Regions from separate parts of the Homo sapiens genome. Here region 1 is linked to region 2. The links are chromatin loops, found by intact Hi-C in ENCODE. Cell type or tissue: dorsolateral prefrontal cortex. All regions are shown on one strand. Links, peaks and the distances in the headings refer to the core of each region. The heading gives the core; the rest is flanking DNA.

What was found. Hi-C counts contacts between places; a loop is a spot of excess contacts. Peaks named below come from ENCODE experiments on the same cell type or tissue, not always from the same donor. Only the 100,000 strongest peaks of a DNase experiment are listed, where the experiment ranks them.
Region 1: it touches region 2 in a loop (1.9-fold over the local background); 1 of 110 quality-filtered maps calls a loop at or near these places.

What each region holds. Positions count from the first base shown.
Region 1 is chrX:39,685,239-39,692,963 of GRCh38, forward strand. No RefSeq gene overlaps it. Among named protein-coding and RNA genes, the nearest start is that of MIR3937, 28 kb to the left of the region's middle. In dorsolateral prefrontal cortex, for the core only: no CTCF peak of the experiment used is centred there; DNase peaks (open chromatin) are centred at 2,386, 3,360, 3,733 and 4,657; H3K4me3 peaks cover 1,755 bases; H3K27ac peaks cover 2,317 bases; H3K27me3 peaks cover 4,000 bases.
Region 2 is chrX:39,749,301-39,757,025 of GRCh38, forward strand. No RefSeq gene overlaps it. Among named protein-coding and RNA genes, the nearest start is that of MIR1587, 84 kb to the right of the region's middle. RefSeq lists enhancers at 3,346-4,545, 5,391-6,340. In dorsolateral prefrontal cortex, for the core only: no CTCF peak of the experiment used is centred there; a DNase peak (open chromatin) is centred at 3,712; H3K27me3 peaks cover 1,691 bases.

The DNA of each region.
Region 1 (7,725 bases), core at 1,951-5,950, 63 kb before region 2:
TTTCCAAATTTTCAATTTCCAAATTAACTCAACTTCCCAGGGACCTTTCTGATAAGCAACGTTTCTAATAAATAAGTCCTGATGTAAGGCAGTCCTGTTATCCATCTAGAATTTCCCCACAAGCACCACAAAAGTATCATTCTATTTATTTTCTTGAGATACATACTCAAGAAGAAACGTGGATGGCCCCATATGTGAGGTGTACTTAGAATTCAGTGCCTCTCACCTGAATGTTTCAAGATGGGTCCTCAGAAAGCTGTTTTAAGTCTTTCTTCTCCCCACCTCTTTCTTCTCCCCACCGGTCTCCCTTGGGTTGGCTCCACTGATTTTCCCCAAGTTCCCAAGAACAGAAGCAAAAAGCTTAAGGGAACAATTAATGAAGCAGCTGCACGTCTTGACCTGGGGACATACAGCACGACTGCAGCCACCTTGGTGACAAAGGTAGCATTTGCATCTTATGGGCCAGGAACAAAGAAAGAAAAGAAGTAACAAGGGATACTGAATGAGCAATTACCTTGTTTCAACACAGTTTTAAATGTAGATGCATTACCTTATTTAATCCTCACAACAATATTAGGAAGTTGGTACTTTTATTATCTTCATTATATGGATGAGAAAACAGGTTCTGAGAAGTTCAGCAATTGACCCAAGGGGACACAGCTAGGAAGTGGGGGTGTGGGGTGCGGGGGTTTCAACCTAGGAACAATTCAGGACAGGCTCTAGGAGCTAAGCCCCCTAACCCATCAGATGCTCCAGGCCCTCTAAGAACCCTAGAGTGGCAGAGGGCATTCTGAGCTGACTTCTGAAAAGGGTGTATTCTTGCCGGGCATGGTGACTTATGCCTATAATCCCAGCTACTGGGGAGGCTGAGACAGGAGGATCGCTTGAGCCCAGGAGTTTGAATCCAGCCTGGGCAACATAGCAAACCTCGTCAAGAAACAAAGAAAAAAAAGAAGGAAGGAGGGAGGGAGAGAGGAAAGAAGGGAGGCAGGGAGGGAGGAAGGGAGGCAATGAGGAAGGAAAAGGGAAGGAAGGAAAGAAGGAAGGAAGGAAGGAAGGAAGGAAGGAAGGAAGGAAGGAAGGAAGGAAGGAAAGTATACATTCTGGGCCTGAACTGACCATGTGGCTTTGCCTGCTCCAACAGGACATTCTCTGAAGGAGGATGGGGCCAGCTTCATGTTCCCCAGCTCAGGAACCTTCAGCAGTGATGAGTCGAGGGTCCCTCTGCCTCCCTTTTGCAGTCTAGGCATGTGGGAAGGTGTCGAGAGCCACCTGCTGCTCTCAACACAGCCAAAGCTGGCCATGACCAAACCCTGGAAAGGGGTGTGGAAGCTGCTTCAGATTCACCAAAGCACCTAGGCTAGGGTGCTGAGGACCAGGTTGGCCTATTCTGTACCGTTGTGACACTCCAACCTCAGACCTGAAGTTCCCCATTCCCCCCCTCCACAAAGCCCCTCCCAGTCAGACGGCAGCATCCATGTCTTCCAGCTGGGCAGGCCGGTGAGGGCAGGTGGGTATACCGCCCCTCCCTCTTGGCACCCACTCTTCCCTGGCTGCCTCATCCCCAAGGCACAAGATTTACAAAGACTAAGATGTAAAGAACAATTGAAAACAGGACCATAAGGGAGGCCAAAGATTAATACACAAACAATGGAATCATGGGAGAGATATTTGGAGCCTCCGTGGAAGGAATATTTGAGGGTGAGGTCTCTCAAGTTCACCAATAGATCACCAATTGGCCATTGAATACTTTTGGTAAAAACCAGGTCCAGGGACAGCCTGTCATCCCCACTGACCCATCAGGAGGGAAGTAGACTGAGACGGGGGTCCTGAAGCTCCCCTGCTGTACCTGCTGTTAACCTTTTCATTGTTGGATGGAGGGGCAGGCGGAGGGGGCAGTGGGGGCAGAGCGGCAGGGCCTGGGAGAGGGGTACTTGGGGAGTTGAGGCTGTTTACCAAGGAGCACAGCGGATTTTGATATTTTAACAGCTGCTACGGCCTGGCTTGAGCAGGCCAGCTTGAGTATGACCCAGGACAGGGTCTCCTGGTGGCTGGGAACCCCCAGGTACACATGACTGCTCTGTAAGGCAGGTTCTCCCAGGCCCCCAGAAAGGAGTCCTCATGAAAGAGGGCCCCTTCTCAAGCACACACACTCTCTGCCACTACCACTGCAGATGCATGGCGTCCTGTAGGGCTAGCTCATGGAGATATCATCCCCACAGGGAGGACAGAATGATTTGCACTGAGCCTGAGCCTCTCAGGCTTGCTCTCTCTCTCTCTCTCTCTCTCTCTCTCTCTCTCTCTCTGGCCCAATGCCTGGTCTTTGAGGCTGCCTTTGTGAGAAAGAGGAGGCCAAGGCCCCCACTGGCTATTCTCTGTGCAGAGCTAAGTAGCCTGGGGGGCTGGGAGGAAGCCCTTGACCTCAGGGGCCCTAAACTGCGGCTGACAGCAGGCAGCAAGGGGGGGCCCTTGGGAATGGCGCTTTATTGAGGAACATTTGTCTTCATTTGGGGCAGTCTACATCTCATCCCACAGGCGTGCCCTGAGGCCCGAGTCTCCCTGACCCCTACCCTGACTGTCTCTGCACTGCAACCCCTGTCCCCTGCACTGGATTGAAGGGGAAGTTGTCTCTTAAAGCTCCTTGGAGCCAAGGTGACAGACGTCAGGGAAGAATAACAGGAAATTCCCTCACACCCTAGAATGCTCCCAGACCCTGCCCAGGAAAAGAGGCTTAAGATAGGGATGGGCACCTCACAGACTCAGCCCCAAAGACCTGGGTCCTCCCTGGCTAAGTGATTCTGCTAATTCCCACTCAAATTCAGCATAATAGTCATAGGTTTGGATAATGAAAAAATATGTACCTATGGTTTTCAGTATGCAAACTAAAGAATTAAATCTCCTCAAAATAATTGTGGTTGGTCAGGAGGCCCCCAGACACTGTCTTCTCTCTCATAGAAAGAGACTCTGGTGGAAAGGACTCTGCGAAGGGGCTTTAGAACCTGAAAATATCAGAGTGCAAGATTGTGGTGTGTTTTTCTTTTCCTGAAAAAGTCAGGATATTTAAAATGTTAGAAGACCACGAACTATGCCCTAGATGCTGCCACAAATCTGAGGAGCTGTTAATAAATCATCTCACCTCTCTGTGCCTCATTTTCCAATTTTTAAAAAATTGCCTAATCATCAAAGAGGCCCGGAAGCTAGGCTACCAAGGCGCGACGCTGTTTACACCCCAGACCCAGGTTCTCAGCTCGGCTTTGCTTGGGAAAGGCTCGGAACCTGTCTGGGCCTGGGGGTTTAGCACAGAAGGCTTTGGTTAGCTGCACTGTGCTGAGCGCAGCTCTGCAGCGAGGTTTAGGGAGCTGCGGTGCGTTAGGCACAAGGCACGTGGCGCGCCTCGCTCCAGCACTTTGCAAACGCACAGCAGCGCAGGGCCAGAGCGGCTGGCCCCCAGGGGTGGGGGCGACCAGGGACAGGAGGTCCCATATGGTGTCGTCGCGTTAAAAACGTAGGTCCTAAGGGGCGAGCCGCGTCCGACCTCCGCGCCCCTGCCCGACGCGGCGCCTCGCTCGCCGGCCCCGCTCGCTGGATTCATTTCCATCTGGAGCGCGGCGCGTCCCAACCGCCCTTATCTCGCCGCCGCCGCGGCTCTGCAGGCGCGGGCGCCCCGGGCTCCCTCCCTTCCTCTCCCCTCCCCCGCCCGCGCCTTTGTCTGGCCCGGCGGCGCGCTCGGAGCCAGCAGGGCGGGTAATTGGCGGCCGGAGGAGGCGAACGGCCCGGCCCGGCCTCCGCTAATGAGCGGGCGGAGCCGCGGGGAGGGCGCGGCAGGGCTCCGGCGCGGAGCCGGGGAGGGAGCTTCCGTGGCCGCGCGGACCCCGGGATGGCTCTCCGAGTCCCGGCCGCCCCCTCCCGGGCTGTGGCGGGGACCGGCGCCCTGAGGGGCATCCCTTCCTCCTCCCCTCTCCCTCCCCTATCCCGTCCCCGGCGCGCTCCAATTACCCTGCGGCCGTGCCAAGGCCTGCGGCTGCCCCCGGGCCGCCCCCGCGTCCCCGGAGAAATGCCAGGGACAGAACGCGCGGGCAGGAGGGCAGAAGGAGGCGGCTCCCTGGGGGCTTCGCTGCGCTGCAGGGGACCCAGGCGACCCTGGGGCACGGCCACCGTTGTTGTGGTGGGGGGGCACCCCCGGGGTCCGATGCCAGAGAGCTCTCTTAGGGAAGCCCTCAGGCAGCTGCGAAACCTGCTCCAGCATAGATGGTGATAAAACCCACCCTGGTTTCTAAATTAATTATACTCAATCCGCCTCGCTCTGCCGGCCCCGAGCTACACTTGTGTATCGAAGGGCGCGGTAGCCCCTCGGTGGGGGTGGAGGGGATGCTCTGTTGTTGGCTCCGAGAAACCCCCTTTCCAGGACTGTGTGCGGGAAGTGACAGAGGCCAGCGGAGCTTTAAGGAAAATAGGGGCAGGAATAGGGGACAGAGGGAAGCCTTTCTCCAGCCAGTACCCCCGTCGACTCCCCCTCCTGGAAGCCCGCCCTGCTGCCATCACTGGCCCGAGGACCCCGGCTCCAGGAGCGGGTCCCGCTTCCTGCGGTGCAGTACTCAATTGTCAGGATTTCTACAACAAACTGGCCCTTGTGCCTCCATGCTCAACTTTCGCTTATCTCCATTGAGCCCGGCTCCGTCTCCATTCCCGCCGGTGCTTTGTTCCCTAGCTGCGTTCTGGGTTCTTGAAGTCACTAATGCTTAGCATTAACAGGATCCTTCGTGGCCGCCCTTTCAATCGTGGCTTCTCAGACTTGGGAGCTGAGGTTCTGCCTGTGGAAGGAAGGGCCCACACCTCAGGGACTTGGGGGTCCATGGGGGAGCCCCACACTGGCCCCAGCACAGCCTTAGGGTATCACAAGCAGCCTAGGACAGCCCCAGAGAGGGAGTGTCCCAGTGGCTTCCAGGGTCACTTGACTTAATAGGGACTACCACATCTTAAGGGAAAAAAGGTCATTTTTCTTTCAAAGAGTCCCCAGCTAGAACCTTTCCCTTTCCTGCCCAGCTCCCACCACAGTGGCCACCTGGGAGCAGCCCACCCACAGAGAGCTTTTCCCCCTTTTTATTTACTTTTTTATTGAGGTATATACTTACATATTAAGTGTAACTGCACATATTAAGTGCACTGCTTGATTCATTTGCGCATATGTATATATCTGCATCATCATCACCCAGGTTAAATATGGAACATTGCCAGCAGCCCAAAAGGTTTCTGCGTATCTCAATCAGTCAACATCTCCCAACTCTTCTGATCTCCGTCACCATAAATCAGTTTTGCCTATTTTTATAAACGAAATGATGCAGCCTGCGCTCGTCGGTGTTTGGCTTCTTTCACTCAATGTCAGTTGCATCCATGCTATTGCATAAAACAGTAGTTCATCCTTTTTAATTACCGAGTGGTATTCCATTGTAGAATTATACGGCAATTTATGTATCCACTTGACTTTTGATGGACATCTGGATTGCCTCCAACTTGGGGCTGTTATGAATGAAGTGGTTATGAGCGTTGTTCTTTATTATATGTCTTTTGGTGGATACAAGGGCCTATTCTTGTTGGGTATACACACCCAGGAGTGGAATCGCTAGGTCATAAGGTAGGTATATGTTTAACTTTATTGCCAAAGAGTTTTCCAAAGTAGTTGTACCCAGTTAGCCTTTAAAGCTGCAATCAGGGCATAAGTGCTATTCAGAGAAATAAATTGCAGGCATAGCATAATAATGACGGCAGACATATGTTGAGCACTTAGAATGTGCTAGGCACTGGTCTAAAGGATTTGCATGTAATTAACACTTACGTGCGTTTCTATGCAAACTTTCTCACAGTGCCTAGTTTTGTCTTAGAATGTGCACAAGATCTCAGGGGCTGATCAGCACTGATCTTTGTATTGCCTGCCCCAATTAGGACCCATATACAATACTCTGTTGAATGAATCGGCTCCATTTTACAGATGAGAAAACCAAGGCACAGGAAAGTGGTGACTTGCTGGAGATTTGGGGGCTAGTAATGGGCAGGGCCAAGTCTGCAACTCAGGTCTCCAGGCTCATGACATTGCTGGCATTCTTATTAATGTAAGCCTGACTCCACTTGAAGCCTCCTTTGATTTCTTCCCTCTTATACCCCCGGTTGGCACTCTCAGCACTCCAGAGCTCCAATCTTTTGAGGCCCTTGGCTTTCATTATCTCTTCTTGTGTAATAAACCATCCGAAGACTTAATGACTTAAAACAATTCTTATTATCTCTTGGGTTCTGTGAATTTAGTGGACTCAGCTGGATGGTTCTTACTTGGGGTCTCTCAGGCAGCTGCAGCTGCAGTCATCTGCAGGCTGGACTGGGCTGGGTGTCCAAGACGGTGCATGCACGTGGCTGGTGGATGATTCTGGCTGTTGACCGGTAGCTCAGCTGGGGCTGAAAACTGGAGCACCTTCATGTGGCTTGGGCTTCTCACAGCATGGTGGTGGATTCTGAGAGGATGTGTCCCTGTCCCAAAATCAAGAGTTTCGAGAGGCAGGAAGAGGAAGCCACCAGGCCAATTAAGGGCTACACCAGGAACAAGTATAGATTCATTTCCATCATACTCCATTGGTCAAAAGAGTCACAGGGCCTCACCAGATTCAAAGGAGTGAAGACAGACTTGATGGATGAGTGGCAGGTCACATTGCAGAAGACCATGTGAGAAGGCAGCTATATTTATAGCCATCTTTGTAAAGTATACACCTTCCTTGCCCACATTTCTTGCTCCCAGTTGTAGGTCCAAGAGGGCCAAAAACATCCCTCCACGTCTTCGGTTTTTGAAGACACAGGGTTCCAAGGATTCCTTCCATTTCAGATCAAAACCACCACACTGAGTCTTCTCAACATGAGACCCTTGGCATGCCCCAACTGGACTCACCCTGTACTGTGTCCTGAGCCAGCTCACCATTCCTCCCTGGGTCCCTCCCCACACACATCAGTTCCTCTTCAAGCTCTGGTCACTGTCACCACTCTAGGATGTGAAACCTTAACCTTGCCCATCATGGTCCTCCAGCCCCAGCTGTCACTATCCAAGCCTTCACCCTCTAACAATCATCTCAGATAAATACAGACCCCTCTCAGGGCCCTGAGCAAACTAGGATTTTCCTGTAACTACCTAAGGTGTTTAGGGAGGCAAACCTCTACCCCTACACTGCATTGGAAAGAACAGAGACTTTCTAGTTAGAAGACTTGAGTTTGAATCCTTGTTCTATTGCTAACTGGCTGTGTGGTCGGGCAACAGATCAAACCTCTCCATGACTTGATGCCCACATCTGCAGAATGGACATAATTATTGGACCCACCTCATAGGGCTGTTGTGAGCATTAAAGGCAGTAACCCATAAACATCTGGCATAGTGCAATGGAAAGAATAGACACTCCCAGAACCAAGTCTTCTTTTCCCAGACTCCAAAGCCACTTTTTGAAAGTGAACTTTTTCATATGATTAGTTTTTATATGTGATGAATTTTCGCAAGCAAACCACACAACCCACACCCAGATCAAGAAACAGAACATGACCAGCACCTAGAAGTCCCTGCCCCCTTGCAGTTCTACCCATCCCCAAGATGATCCAGACCTCTAACACCCGAGATTAATACCTGGCCACATTTGTGGCAGCCACTTCCCCTGCACAATTGGCAAACAAGATAGTCATCTATCTGGTGTGATTTGGAAG
Region 2 (7,725 bases), core at 1,348-5,347:
CCAGCCTGTTAGAGGGTCCAAAATACCACTGGAATAAATAGAAATACCCATGCTGGTTGACGCAAGTTTCCACAAGCTCCTACCAAAGTAAACAGCAGCCTTATATGGAAATTTTAAAAACACCCGTGGCTGGCACTGACCCCTCTCTTTGGGTAGTTTTGTAATACACACGTATAGCTGCCATCAGCTAAAATTCTGAAATAAGTAAAGCATGGTGTAGCTTTCTTATTTACTACACACAAGGATTCATTATATTAAATAATTTGTAAACTCTTCAACATAACCCCGCCCAGTTGTCCTCCTTGAGAAATTGCCAAAGAAAACTGATGTGAGGGAAAGAACTACAAAAAGGGTAAGATGTTTTGCTGTTGTTTTAGACCATTAATTTTTCTCTAGCCAGGGTAGGTAAATTAGTAAGTAAATCTGTCCACACATAAAATTTTTTAATTAATAAGTTTGGCATAGTCTGCTTCTTGACCCACAGCATCTTTTCTCTCTTTTCTCCATGCTGAGAGAATGAGCAATTTTAGCGGGACACATGGCCATCCAGAATAAAGACTACGTTTCCCAGCCTCCCACTGCTAGGAGTGACCATATGGAGAAGTTCTGGCCAATGAAATACAATCAGAAGTATCACGTGATAGGCCTGGGAACTTTCCTTACAAAATAGCTGCGGGCACCCTCTGCTTCTACTTCTTGATCTTTTCCTCCTTTCTGCTGGCCACAGCATGGATATACTGACTGCAGCTACAGTAGTTGTCTTTGACCATAAGGTGACCTGGAGACGAGGCCATGCATGGCAGAGCAGCACAATAAAGGGAGCCTGGGTCCCCATGGACTTCATAAGCAGAATAGCCATGTCAGCCATGGACTGCCACCTCCAGACTGCTATGCAAGAGAGGAATACACTGCAGCCTTCTTTTAGATCTCTTTGTCACTTGCAGCCAAATGCTGTTCTGATAGGAAATCTGGTTTTGCCTGTATGAAGGGGCACCAAATCATTCCTCTGCCCAGAGGACTGCCTCTTCTTGGTCTGGCCTTGATCCAGGAAAGGATGGCTCTCTCTCCTGCTCTGGCTTCCATAAAGGCACCACTGGGTGGTAGGTGACACGACGGTGACCTTGTAAAGACGGAGACAGGGCTTTGGAAAGGGAAGAGTCCCAAGCCTCAAGTCTTGCATGAATGGGAAGGAAGCAGTGAGCCACTGCGGTAGATTTTGAAATGTGGCTGCAAATTCTTTGACATTTTTCTTTCCCATTAAGAGCTGGAGTCTAAATCCCTTCTCCTTGAACATAGGCCAGCCTTAGTGACTGGCTTCTAATGAATAAAATATGGTGGAAGTGATCCTGGGTGACTTCCAAGGCTAGGTCAGAAGAGATGCAGTGGCTTCCGCCTGGCTCTCTCTCGGGACACTTACTCTTGGAACCCATCTGCCATAGTGTGAGGAAGCCAAGCAACCACTTGGAGAGGCCACATATAGGTGTTCTGATCCACAAGTCCAGTTAACATACTAGCCGACAGCCAGCATCAACCACCGGACATGGTAGTGAGCACGCCTTCAGATAATCCAGGCCGCAGCTTCCAACCACCCCAGCTGCCACCAAGTAGAGCAGAGAAGACCCGTCCCTGCTAAGTCCTGCCCAAAGTGTACACTCGTGAGCAAAATTAATGTCACTATTTTAAGTCACTAAGTTTTGCAATGGTTTGTTATATAGCAAAAGATCATTGCAACAGCTGCCTGCTCTGCCCACATCCTTTATGCTAGCATATGTAGGTCCCCCAGCTACCACAAAGCCCTCTAGAAAGTTCCAACCTCATTTCTGTGGGTTCCTGAGAAAAAGGCAGGGATCTTGGGCCACACCTGGGCTGGGAGGGCTAAAGGGGGCACAGGTTGGCGGAATCAAGTGTCCAAAGTGGGATAGGTCACGGCAGAGGGAGCCAGCTGCCCATCCCTGCCTAGCAATTCTAACCAGAGAGCATGTGCATGTTGGTGTATACACACATGCACAAACACACACACGCACACATACACACACACACACACAAACACACACGAAGATGAACCTCAGAACAGAATCCCAGCACCCCAGGGTCCATGTGCAGCACTACTCACTCGCTATCTTGCCACCTAAAGATTCTCTCGGTAGGGCCCACCTGAGAGGAGCCAATTTCATTCCATGAAAGTGGACATTACATAGGTGGATCTTGACATGTCCAGGAGGATTTCTCTTTTTTTTTTTTCTTTTTTGGTTGAGACGAGGTCTCACTCTGTCGCCCAGGCTGGAGTGCAGTGGCGTGATCTTGGCTCACTGCAACCTCTGCCTCCCGGGTTCAAGTGATTCTCCCGCTTCAACTTCCTGAGTAGCTGGGAGTACAGGCGTGCACCCACCACACCCAGCTAATTTTTGTGTTTTTAATAGAGACAGGGTTTCACCATGTTGTCCAGGCTGGTCCCGAGCTCCTGGTCTCAAGTGATCCACCTGCCTCGGCATCCCAAAGTGCTGGGATTACAGGCATGAGCCACCATGCCCGGCCAGGAGGATTTCTCAAAATGAAGCCTAAGGTCCAGTAGCATTAAGAGAGGGAGAAGACACCTCCTGGGGGACCTAACTGCTAGGAGAATCTCTGTGGTTTTCTGCCAAGAATCAAAGCTCTCTCCCTGTTGTGAACTGAAGTGTGTCCCCCAAAAATGTATACGTTGAAGCCTGAACTCCCAGTGCATTTGGAGACAGGGCCTTTAAGGAGGTAATTGAGGTGAAATGAGGTCATGAGAGTAAGGCCCTAATCCAAAAGGACTGGTATCCTTATATGAAGAGGAAGAGACACTAGAGAACTTATCCTACCCTTTCTTTGTACTTGCACATAGGAAAGGCCATGTGAGGAAACAGAGAGAAGGTGGCCACCTGCAAGCCAAGGAACGAGGCCTCACCAGAAACCAACCCTGCTGGCACCTTCATCTTGGACTTCCAGCCTCCAGAACTGTGAGACAATAAATTACTGTTGTGCCAGGCACGGTGGCTCACGCCTGTAATCCCAGCACTTTGGGAGGCAGAGGCGGGCGGATCATGAGGTCAGGAGATTGAGACCATCCTTGCTAACACAGTGAAACCCCGCCTCTACTAAAAATACAAAAAATTAGCCGGGCGTGGTGGCAGGCACCTGTAGTCCCAGCTACTGGGGAGGCTGGGGCAGGAGAATGGCGTGAACCCAGGAGGCGGAGCTTGAAGTGAGCTGAGATTGCGCCACTGCACTCCAGCCTGGGTGACAGAGCAAGACTCAGTCTCAAAAAAAAAAAAAAAAAAATTACTGTTGTTTAAGCCACCCAGTCTGCCATTTTTTGTTATAGCAACCAGAGCTGACTAACACATTCCCTGAAAGAAACAAAGACAGAAGGACTGGGGGAGAAAGAAGACCCCAGGCCATCTTCACTTCATGGTCAGTGACACAGGGCAGAAGGATGGGAGATGAAAGGAGGGAGGGAGGAAGGAAGGGAAGAAAGAAAGGAGGAAGGAAGATATCGTGGGAAGGATCCGTACTTTAGGGCTCAAAGGCACCTTCACTTTCCTACCCCATCTCATCATTACTTCTTGTTTCCTCCATCTCCCCTTAATAGAGTCATGCAGGAAGCCCTTAGCTACTCTGCTGCCATCTGCCCTGTTTGAGTACAAGCCCAGCAGAGCTGCACTGCAGCCAACATAGACAATCTGGCAGGACTCCAAGACTTCCGGGTTAGGATCCCAGCTTGCAACGCGTTACTGAGCAATCCTTCATCTTGCATTCATTCAGCAAATTTTTGATCAATATTCATTCCGCAACTGTGGACCTAGTCGCAGCACTGAGCGAGGTACATGGGGTCCCTGCTTTCTTCTTCTGCGGGAGATGGACAAAGAACAAATAAATGTACAAATGTCAATTGGTAGAAAGTCCTATGCTAAGAACCAAACCAGGGTGCTGTGGTGGAGTGCCTGGGGAGCTCCCTCTGGTGAAATGTAAGCTGAGATTGGGAGGACACAAAGAAGCCAGCATGTGATTATTGGAGGAAGAGCATTCAAGGCCAAGAGAAGAGCTAGTACAAAGGCCCTGAGGCTGGAATGAGAGAGGTATGTTCTAGAAAGAGCAGGAAGGCCAATGTGCCTGGAGTTCCCCAACCGGGTGGGAGGAGGGGGAGTGAAGAATGTGATAGGAGATGACATCACAGAGCTCAGCAGGTGCCAGATCACATAGGGCTGGGCACACCAAGATAAGGAGTTAGGATTTCAGCTGGGGTTAGGAAAGGAGGTGACGTCATCAGATTGCCATTTAAAAAAAAAATTGCTCTAGCCATAAGATACTATTAGTTTTAAAGGGAAAAATAATAACATAGTGAAGAGAGCAGGCCAACACCACCTTAGCCAAGTGATCAATGTTAACATTACCGGTAATGGAACAAATGGGCATCACGTGCCTCCTGATACGATGCATGGAGGACACCCATCACTTGAGTGGCATTCCTGCGAAACATGCAGTATCTGAATCTGATCACGAGAGACATCAGACAAAGCCCAACTAAGGGTCAGTCTATGAAATCGCCAGCCCTTATTCTTCAGAAGTGTTCATGTCATGAAAGACAAGGATAGACTAAGGGACTATGCTGGATTATAGGACACACAACAACAGATTACACAACAGGCACACAACAACAGATTACAGTGTGCAATTCTGAATTGGATCCTGAACCAGAGAAATATTTCTTTTCTTTTGTTTTGAAGGACATTAGTGGAGCAACTGACAGGATTTGAATAAGATCTGGGGATCAGGTAACATCTGTGTAAATATCTGTGTATATTTCCCAATTTTGATAAACCGTACTGTGGTTATTTAAGAGAACATCCTTGTTGTTTTTGTTTTTAGGAAATGCACCCTGAAATATTTCAGGGTTCAAGGAGCATCATGTCTAAAATTTAATCTCAAAAGCTTCAGGGAAAACAGAAATGTGTGTGTGTGGAGAAAGCACACAAAAATTGGTAAAAATGTTAACATTGGGGGAATCTGAGGAAAGTAGATTCAGGAAGTCTTGGCACTCCTTTTGCAAGTTTTCAAGTCTGTAATTATTTCAAAATCAAAAGTTTACAAAATAAAAATTAAGGCTGGGCACAGTGGCTCATGCCTGTAATCCCAGCACTTTGGGAGGCCGAGGCAGGTGGATCACCTGAGGTTAGGAGTTCAAGACCAGCCTGGCCAACATGGTGAAACCCCATCTCTACTAAAAATATAAAAAATTAGCCAGGTGTGGTGGTGGGTGCCTGTAATCCCAGCTACTCAAAAGGCTGAGGCAGGAGAATCTCTTGAACCCAGAAGGCAGAGGTTACAGTGACCCAAGATCATGCCACTACACTCCAGCCTGCGCTACCGAGTGAGACACCATCTCAAAATAAATAAATAAATAAATAAAAATAAAGTCCACTCTGGCTGCCGGGTGGAGCATAAATATTGGGGGAGGGGCAGCATCAGGAGAGGTAGGACCAAGGATGGCCTAGGGTGCCGTGCTAGGAGGAGACAGGGCCAAGGCCTTAGAGTGTACAGAAATCAGGACCAACAGGCTTTCCATCTTAGGAAAGCCACTCTGTCCCCCACCATGCTGCTAACAACGGACCCAGCCAGTGCCCACCAAATGGCTCCTGCAGCCTTCCTTTGCAGCCACACTGAAAAGCGATCAAATGTGAAATCCCAGGGAGGCCAGAGCAATGCGGCCAGCACTCAGCTCCGGGAGGCTGGTCAGGGAAGGGAGAGATTGGCTGCAGCCCCTGCTGCCCTGTCACCTGTATCCACGAGTGTCCCCCACTGTCTGTTGCCCCCTTGGCCGGCCTCAGCCCCTCAGGAAATAAGACTCTCCAGGCCCCAGCAGGCCTTTTGACCCAAGCCGGGGCAGCCGGGGCTCAGTTCTGAAAGAATAAAGGAACAGGCTTTCTCAGGGGGCTGCCCCTCCTCGGCCTGGTGCAGGGGACACGTGGCACAGCCAGCAAGGCTGTCTAAACAAGCAGGGGTTGAGCTGCACACCAGGCGCCACGCTCATTAAACTGGGGGCCAGCCGCAGGGCTAATCAGCCAAGCGCCTCCAGACACCGTAGTCTTGCAGGTGGATGGTGCCCCTCTGGCCTGCACACGTCTCAGTGGAGGCCGGGTAGTCTCAGGATCCCGGACAAACGAGCCAGAAAAGCCTCCTTCTCCCACCCTACTCCATCATGCGCAGAAACCAACAGTACTGTGGGGGAAGGACAGAGGGAGGTTTACACTCCCCACACGATCGCCTTTGGGAAGGGAACTCTGATGGACTCCCTCCCCTGCTAGGCAGTTCACCATCAGACACCCACAGCCTGCTTTGCTGGATTAGAGGCAGCAAAAAAAGGAGGCCAAAATGTAGTCATGCTGATAGATTGCTATCAGCAGGCCCATAGGAGAGCCTGTTCCTTTATTCTTCTGAACTCTTTCATGGAGACGCCGCCGGCTCAGGCATGGTGACTCAGACGCTCCAGAATTCGGAGCAGCCAGGACCATGGGTCTGGGTGGGGACGTCAGCCTGTGTGTCAGGCCCAGCCCTGGCACCCAGCCAGCTGGGAGGCTGGGAGGCTGGAGGTTTGCAGGCTCATAAAAAGAAATCGCTTGTTCCTCTGCCAGACAAGAATGAGCCAGGTCCGGCGGAGAGAGAAGAAAAGCACTGCTGCTGTGGGATATTCATGCCCAAGATAGTGTCCTTCTGCAGCTCTGGAGGCTGACAAAGATCTGCTTCTTCGGAGCAGGCAGCAGCCACATCAGGGAAGAACTGCACCTCTGACCCACTTGCCGGTGACCCAGTTGCAGGAGAGGAAACTGGGGCGCCAGGAGATGGGATGACTTAGCCCCAGGTCCCCCACGAATGCCTGCCCCCCGACTTCCCTATGGCAGGGTGGACACTGGGAAATCTGAGGACACAAAGAAATGATAACCCATGCCTTCCAAGTTAGTCCGGCCCCTCAGGCGTGAGTGCTCATGCGTTTTGCCCAGACTGGGGCAAGCCTTAGATGTTTTCATATTTTTCAGAATCTCTCTTCTTGACTTGAAATGGCACGGCCAAAAGCATTGTTTCTCAAAGAAGCTACGGATGTAGGACCAGTCTTGTTTGTGTTTGTTTGTTAATTAATTCCAATCCGTTATGGACAGATACTTCTGTAAAGTACAATAAAAATGATTTGCTGGAAAAATGAAGCAGAAAAAAACACAACATAAAACACAAGCCCAAACCTCTACGGTTAGATTTAACAAACACACACATACTCTGTTGACTTGCTATAAAAGTTTCTAAACACTTGCTCCCAGTTTCTGTACTTAGCTCACTGAGGACAGGTGCCAGACAGCTGTGGACTGGCACTCACCCACCGAGCACACTTCAAGTAGCGGCGGCAAAAAGTCAAGGTCAAAGCAGATGGGTTCTGGCCGGGCACGGTGGCTCATGCCTGTAATCCCAGCACTCTGGGAGACCAAGGCGGGTGGATTACCTGAGGTCAGGAGTTCGAGACCAGCCTGATCAACATAGTGAAACCCTGTCTCTACTAAAAATACAAAAATTATCTGGGCATGGTGGCAGATGCCTGTAATCCCAGCTACTCAGGAGGCTGAGGCAGGAGAATCACTTGAACCTGGGAGGCAGAGATTACAGTGAGTCAAGGTCACGCCATTGCACTCCAGCCTGGGCAACAAGAGCAAAACTCTG